Linked DNA regions of Homo sapiens: regions 1 and 3 are each linked to region 2. The links are chromatin loops, found by intact Hi-C in ENCODE. Cell type or tissue: PC-9. All regions are shown on one strand.

What was found. Peaks named below come from ENCODE experiments on the same cell type or tissue, not always from the same donor. Only the 100,000 strongest peaks of a DNase experiment are listed, where the experiment ranks them.
Region 1: a loop joins it to region 2, with 10 times the contacts of the local background. A loop is called at or near these places in 22 of 110 quality-filtered maps.
Region 3: a loop joins it to region 2, with 7 times the contacts of the local background. A loop is called at or near these places in 2 of 110 quality-filtered maps.

Annotation. Positions count from the first base shown.
Region 1 is chr13:42,995,338-42,997,837 of GRCh38, forward strand. No RefSeq gene overlaps it. Among named protein-coding and RNA genes, the nearest start is that of EPSTI1, 4.3 kb to the left of the region's middle. RefSeq lists an enhancer at 2,236-2,325. In PC-9, no CTCF peak of the experiment used is centred here; a DNase peak (open chromatin) is centred at 1,344; H3K27ac peaks cover 2,064 bases.
Region 2 is chr13:43,057,124-43,059,623 of GRCh38, forward strand. All of the region lies in intron 1 of DNAJC15 (DnaJ heat shock protein family (Hsp40) member C15), which reads left to right. Among named protein-coding and RNA genes, the nearest start is that of DNAJC15, 35 kb to the left of the region's middle. RefSeq lists an enhancer at 1,054-1,573. In PC-9, no CTCF peak of the experiment used is centred here; a DNase peak (open chromatin) is centred at 1,388; H3K4me3 peaks cover 346 bases; H3K27ac peaks cover 2,037 bases.
Region 3 is chr13:42,894,027-42,896,526 of GRCh38, forward strand. EPSTI1 (epithelial stromal interaction 1) reads right to left here. Exons shown (of 11, transcript NM_033255.5): 10 at 983-1,082. Among named protein-coding and RNA genes, the nearest start is that of LINC00428, 23 kb to the left of the region's middle. In PC-9, no CTCF peak of the experiment used is centred here; no DNase peak of the experiment used is centred here.

The sequences.
Region 1 (2,500 bases), 62 kb before region 2:
CATCCTGGCTAATACGGTGAAACCCTGTCTCTACTAAAAATACAAAAAATTAGCCGGGCGTGGTGGTGGGCGCCTGTAGTTCCAGCTATTCCGAAGGCTGAGGCAGGAGAATGGCGTGAACCCGGGAGGCGGAGCTTGCAGTGAGCCGAAATCATGCCACTGCACTCCGGCCTGGGTGACAGAGCGAGACTCCGTCTCAACAACAACAACAAAAAAAAGTGAATGTGATTTATTATGGCAACAGACATCTACAGGCTCCTTTTGGATGCCCGAGAATGGGCTACTTGTGTATCATCCATTCTTTCACCGTAGGTGTGTGCATTTGGGCGAAAATAAGGGCTGGCCTTTTACTGGAGTTGTTCTTGGGTGCGTTTTTCTATAGTAGTGGCTGGTGGAGAGAAGCAGAGGTGAGTGGGGAGGGTCCTGGGCCCCTATCCCTATTTAGCCAAGTACTTTAGCCCCTTATCTCTTCTACTCACTAGGCCACTGCCTAATTTTGTTTGAGGCAAGAATTCAATGGCTTTTAAAAGTTTGAAAAACCACCATACTAGACAATTACCTAGGAATATGTTTTAAGAGACATGAGAAAGAAGTGAAATCTAGTGGGATTGTTACCTTACCTGAAATTTGGCCAATTAGAGATTCATTTAGGAAATGTTTTTCTTTTCAAATGAAACTGCCTCTGGGAAATAATCATGTATTCGTTCCTTTTGGTAAATGAGTTTAATCTGAGCAAAAGACATTTTGGCTGGGGAAGAGGAGAACTGAGTGAAAAGAAAAAGGATTCCAAAAGTTGTGTAAAGAAAAACATAAAATGAGGCATTGTTGGGGAATGGAAATTCAGAAATACAATGAGCAATTTTAGCCAGCCCTATGAGCTTTAAGAGAGAAGATTAAATCAAAAAGAAACTTTACCAATTTATTTTACTGCAAACATGTCTAAGTGTGTCTTCTTTCAAGAAAATAAATGGGAATATATGTCTGATTTTTAAATTAATTGCCTTAGATTACTCCTGCATTAATATGTACAAATATAGAGAGAGATACATAAACTCTAAGACTTTTCTTGTCATAAAATGTGTAAATGAAAAAAATCTTAGTTTTTGAAAATTCTAAAAAGTCACATTTCCTTAAATTTGATTCTTCAGTGGAAAGTTAGATTAATCTAAGAGATTTAGGACAGCAGTTATCTAAAGGTTTTTTTTTTCTCTTCTAACAAAGGAGTTATGTAAAACTCTGAATATTTGGTATCTCCTCATTTTTAGTGTGTGTGTGTATGTATGTGTTTGAGCATACCTGTATTGTGACAACTCCATGTGAAATTCTTCAAATCCTACCATAGAATTGTGAAATGGTACAATTATGAGTCACCATAAGTTCGTACAGGAAATATTTTTTGAATGACAAGCATGTATCATTCTTTGCATCATACCATGGAGCTACAGTGGTAAGCAGACAGAATCTTGTTATTCCACCTTCATATTTAAGAGCATCTAACCACTTTATTCTAAACAAGGAGACAGAGGCTTAGAGAAGCCAAATGACTCACCAGCACTGCGCACAAACTAGTGGCATAGCTGGAACATAAATTTAAGTTGTCCGAGCCCCAAGTGTAGCTTTTCATATTTTGGAAGATGATTGTGACAAAATGTCTCTTTTGACAAAATTCAGAATTCGGCATGTTTTTTACTTATTATAATTATCCCAATGAGCAGCTGTGCATTACTTTCTAAAATCAAAATGACTATGCCAAAGTTTCTGAACCTGTCAGAATCAACATTAATAAAAACCTTAACACTCCAATATTTACCCCTATAATTACACGATCAAATGATCTCTACAATGATGCTGTTTTATACAACTTGTCAACATTTCATGAATTGCAAATATGCTACATTTGGGCTAAAAGGCCTTTTCTTTAACCGTGTTAAAATAGTGAGCCTTATAGTGTAGTGCAAAGAATTCTACTTAAGAATGGAAAGATACACTATTTTTCGGATGACAATGTGTACTGTCACTTGGGGAAATGAGGAATGTAGAAATGTGCTTTAAATGATATTTCCTACCCTCAGATAGGTGGCTGAATTTCCTTGTTTGTAAATTCAAATCTGAGGAGTAGGTAACAGCTGCCATATCTGGGTTCTAACACTGTGTAGTAGCTGTCACAAGATCTCTGCTAGCTGCAGGAATGGAAGGAATTTCCCTTAACTTTGGGGAAACTTCTGTAGACTCAGTGGCGTTGACAGGGAGATTACCCTGAAGGGTTTCTTTAGCTGTGATAAATGAATCAAACAGAAACTCTCTAAAGTCCTCTTCATTTTTTGTGTGTACTTTTTTTTTTTTTTCTCATACAAAGTCTCACTCTGTTGGCCAGGCCAGAATGCAATGGCATGATCTCAACTCACTGCCACGTCTGCCTCCCAGGTTTAAGTGATTCTCCAGCCTCAACCTCCTGAGTAGCTGGGATTACAGGTGTGCACCACCACACCCAGCTAATTTT
Region 2 (2,500 bases):
GAGCTTCTTATATTTGGATGTCTAGGTCTCTAGCAAGGCCAGGGAGGTTTTCCTCAACTAGTCTCTCAAATACATTTTCTAAACTTTTAGATTTCCCTTCTTTGTCGGGGACACCAGTTATTCTTAGGTTATGTCATTTAACGTAATCCCAAACTTCTTGGAGGCTTTGTTCCTTTTTTTAAATTCTTTTTTGTCTTTGTCAGTTTGGGTCAGTTTGAAAGCCTTGTCTTTGAGCTATGAAGTTCTTTTTTCTACTTGTTCGATTCTGTTGTAACTTTCCAGTGTATTTTGCATTTCCTAAGTGTGTCTTTCATTTCCAGAAGTTGTGATTGTTTTTTCTTTATGGTATCTATTTCTCTGGATATTTTTATCCATATACTGTATTATATTTTAAATTTCTTTAAGTTGGTTTTCACTTTTCTTTGGTGCCTCCTTGAGTAACATAATAATCGACCTTCTGAAATCTTTATCTGACAATTTAGAGATTTCTTCTTGGTTTGGATCCATTGCTGGTGAGCTAGTGTGGTCTTTTGGAGATGTTAAAGAACCTTGCTTTGTCATACTACCAGAATTGTTTTTCTGGTTCTTTCTCGTTTGGGTAGACTACGTCAGAGGAAAGATCTGGGGCTCAAAGGCTGCTGTTCAGATCCTTTTGTCCCATGGGGTGATCCTTTGATGTGGTGCACTCCCCCTTCCTCTAGGGATTGGGCTTCCGGAGAGCCAGACTGCAGTGATTGTTACTGCTCTTCTGGGTCTAGCCACCCAGCAGAGCTACTGGGCTCTGGGCTAGTACTGGGGAGTGTCTGCAAAGAGTCAAACACAGATGTGATCTGTGTTTGAGTCTCTCAGCTGTAGATACCAGCACCTGCTCCAGTGGAGGTAGCATGGGAGTGAAGTGGACTCTTTGTAGTTTTGTTTAGTGAGTTGGTTTTCTTGAATACTGGGTACTAGTAGTACAGTTGTTACATGGACAGACTCAGGACCTCTGGTTAGCCAGGATGCTACAGGCAGTGGAAATAGCTGTTTTCTTTTTTCTTAGAGTGTGGTTGTTCTTTTATGAGTTGCTATAATGGCTTGAGTTTGTTGGCTTCTAGCCAGGAGGTAGAGCTTTCAAGAGAGCATCAGCTGCAGCAGTATGGGGGATACAAGCTTGCCCTAAGATCACCTGGATAAGTATTTGGTTTTCTCAGCTGATGGGTGGGGACATAGAGCTCCCAAGAGATTATGTCCTTTGTTTTTGGCTGTGGGGTGGGTTGGTGTGGGTGGTGGAAGGCGGCAGTGTGTAGAGAAGGATCACCAGGTTGGGGAAGGGTGAGGCTTGTCTGACTCAGATTGTCCTTGGGCAGGGCTTGCTGTGGCCACTGTGGGGTATGGGGGTGTGGTTCTCAGCACTGGGAATTTGCCCCAGGCTATAAGCCTCCCACTGAGAAAGCAAGCATGGCTTTCAGGCTCCCTGCATGCTGCATCTTCTGTGTTCATATCTGCACTTCCTGTTTGAACCTCTCCCACCCCTTCCTCCATTCCTCCCAGGAAAATTCATGCTCAATTGAAATTATCACAAAGTTCATCTGGAACTTTCCTTCTACCTGTGGTCCTTCCCTAATTCCAGTGGCAACCCTCCCGAAGGACCCCTGTGAGATAAAGTCAGAAATGGCTTCCCTGGGGACCAGGAGTGCTTATAGGGCTCTTCCTGCTGTTGCTTCTACTTTTAATTTTCGCTCAGCTCTCTTCAGCTCTAGGTAAGGTTAAATCCTACTGTTTCCTGGATTTTCAGGTTCCCCAGTGAGGATGCATGTTCAGAGGCAGACTCCCCCTCTCACACTTTGGGCACTTAACGGTTTTTCTGCTGTCTCATGGAGTCTGCAATGGCAAGCTGCTGCTTTCAAAGGGTCTGTGAATTCTTTTGGTTTTCCTGATATGTTTCTGGAGTAGTTCTTGGAGCAAAAGTTCACGGTGTGAGTCTCCACATGCTGTTTCTGCACGTCCGAGTGGGAGCTGGAAGTTAGTCCAGCTTCCTCTCCACCGTTTTTTTCTTTTTGTTGTTTTTAAAGGTTACAAGGCCTTTGTTTTTCCTTCTGTAAAATAAGTCTTTAGAAGTAGTCTATTAATTTTATTATTAAAAACTCAAGTTTTTATTACATTATTATTGAATGAAAAAGTAAAATATATGTGACAGAACTTCTGATGTGCTCTAGGAGTTGAAGATTGAATGAGATATCCTTCAGTGAGCTCATATATTTATATTTCTTCTTCTCTTTCTTTTTTTGGAGACGGAGTTTTGCTCTTGTTGCCCAGGCTGGAGTGCAACGGCGCAATCTCGGCTCACCGCTTCCCGGGTTCAAGCGATTCTCCTGTCTCAACCTCCCGAGTAGCTGGGATTACGGGCGTGCGCCACCATGCCTGGCTAATTTTGTACTTTTAGTAGAGCCACCACACCCAGGATCTTTCTTTTTAAAGAAAGATTCTTCTGTTGGAGCTTGTGAGCTGAAGGACTTCAGGA
Region 3 (2,500 bases), 160 kb before region 2:
CCAGGCAGTGTTCTCTGCAAATTTGCTTCTGTTCAATTATCTTAAATATGTATACATTTATAAAATCCACTCATCAATGTAAACTACTAGATTACTAGATGTCTTTCAAAGGTACATGCTGTAAGATTTCTAACAGATTGACTTCTCAAACATGATCTTTTGTCTGTCAAGTATTTATTAAAGGAAGATCTTCTCTAGATTTTCTAGGTCAGCAAGCACTTGATTATTTTGTTGTATTGTGACCAATTTACAGATTTCTATCTGATGTGTGTATATAAAGGGAGTGAGTGAGAGAGAGAGAAGGTAGTTATACACTTGGGCTTCAATTAAACTGTAAGACCTATGGTCTTTAGTTTTGATTTTGTACACATTGCAAACCTCACAATTATATATGTTCCAAAGCTTTGGTGCTCGTTCAATAATATATCATGCACACAAAATACATTAAACACATATTGCAACACAGTTGCAAGGTTTTCATCACAGAAATAGGTAAGGACATTTCATTTTTTAAAAGTGCCTTTTGCTATAGGGTTTCTAAAAAATCATTTCATAGTGAAAAATTAACTACTGGTTTCTTTGATGTGTTAGTTTGACTGAAAGAATATATTACTAGAGAATGCTTATTATTTTTATAACCATATTTCTGAAAAAAAAAAAAAAAAAACGTTCATTTGTTTTTTTGTAGGTCTGGGCAAGGGATGATAAAAACCCTTAAAGTCCAGGCAATCATGCTGAGAACAAAGGGCAGGTGTCATTTTTTACTGTGATTGGCCAGAGCTGAAATCAGGACTTTCTCCCTCTAGCAGAAGCTATTGTGGAATTTACAGTAATCCCCCTGGCTGACTGCCCATCACACTGCCAAACAGCACAACAACAAAAACGTAATATCTGGGGAGAAGGCCAAAACATATATTAAAAATTCTCATTGTTTTTATTCTTCAACATTGAAAGATGATTTAAGAGAAAAGAAAAAACTCACCCAGCTGTTACCGCTATTCATATTCCAACAGCCTCCAGATTGCTCGAGGCCACCTGGTTGACTTTTGCCTTGGAGTCGGTCCAGAAAAGCATTATTTACCCTTTAAAACAATGAAAAATGTGTGTGAGTAGAAAACTTGCTGCAGGGCTGAGAGATTTCTGAGAATCTAATGTGTTGTATGAACTGACCATGGGGATAGCTTCCTGGCTTCAGCTTAGAAGAAATCCACAGAAACTTCTCTTCACACTAACCATATGACATGCTGTTAACCCCTCTTTACTGGAGCTGGTGCCAATCTTGGCTCAAGCCAAAGGGGATACGAATTCTTAACCTGAGAGTTTCAGGCACTCATCTCCTGCCAGTTCAGCAAGACCCTAGTTCAAGAAAGAAACTACAGCCCTCAGAATCATGCCAGGTATGAACCTCAGAGGCTGGAGAGAGAAAGAAGCCTCAGCATGAACCAAAACATGAAGAAGAACCAAAGATAGCTCTATGGCATTATTGTTGCAAGATAGATGTCCTTCCTATATTCCCTGCACTCCACTGCCAGTCTTGCTAAAGTAAACCCCATACATGAAAAGCAGAAATGGAAGGTGAGCTTATATTATTCTATTTCTGGAGCTTGCTACCTGGTTGTTCACTTTATAATTAATCACTATAAATATCTGTTTTGTGGACCTTTCTGTGTTTCATATTACAGTTTTTAAATTTAAAATAATAAATCACAGGTAACGTCGTGCTCTGAGTTGCCCACGTATGGCTGAGTAGAGTCAGGGACTTGGAAGCTGAAGAAATGGCACTGCAATAGGTACCCTATGACATCAACAGATTATTTAGGAAGTGCAGAAATAAGACTATAAGCTTCTGGGAAGCAGAAACACAATGCCTGGTGCATAGCAGCAAATATACATTTATGGAAGGAAGGGAGGCAGGAACCAGTCACATGAGCCTCTTGTTCAGTCATGAAGATTAGCAGAATGTGGTCATGGTGAGTGGCTACAGGCCAGTGACTGTGGGAGATTAGGGAACTTTGAGGCAAATAAAGGCTGGGTAGCAAAGTGAAAGGCTGGAGGGGGTTTCTGGCTGTCTGCGCTTGCTCAGTGCTAGCTAAGATGCCAGGCGTGTGTGGGCTCAGTTGCTGTCTCTCAACAACTTTAGGTCCCATCGGGCTGCGGTTCCACCTCAGCTATTATAAAGCTTCTTTCCTGTCTTACCATAAAATCTACCCAAGTGCCATATTCTAGTCAGCCTGCTTCACTGCCAAGCTCCATGTTTAAGTCACCTTCTCTGAATCTCTCAGCATGCAGATAGAATAGTATCCTACTTCGCTGGAGACTCAACTATCAAGAAAAGGAAAGTGACCCTGCTCCCCAGTAAACAACACAACCACTGGTATCCTGGACTGCCTGCATGCCTGGAGCTGTTCTTATCCAGTCTTTTTGTCATTAACAAAGATGGGCTTTCACTCAGCATCCTCCACCCCACACCCAAACCGCTACAAGGCTTGTTTGCTCTACC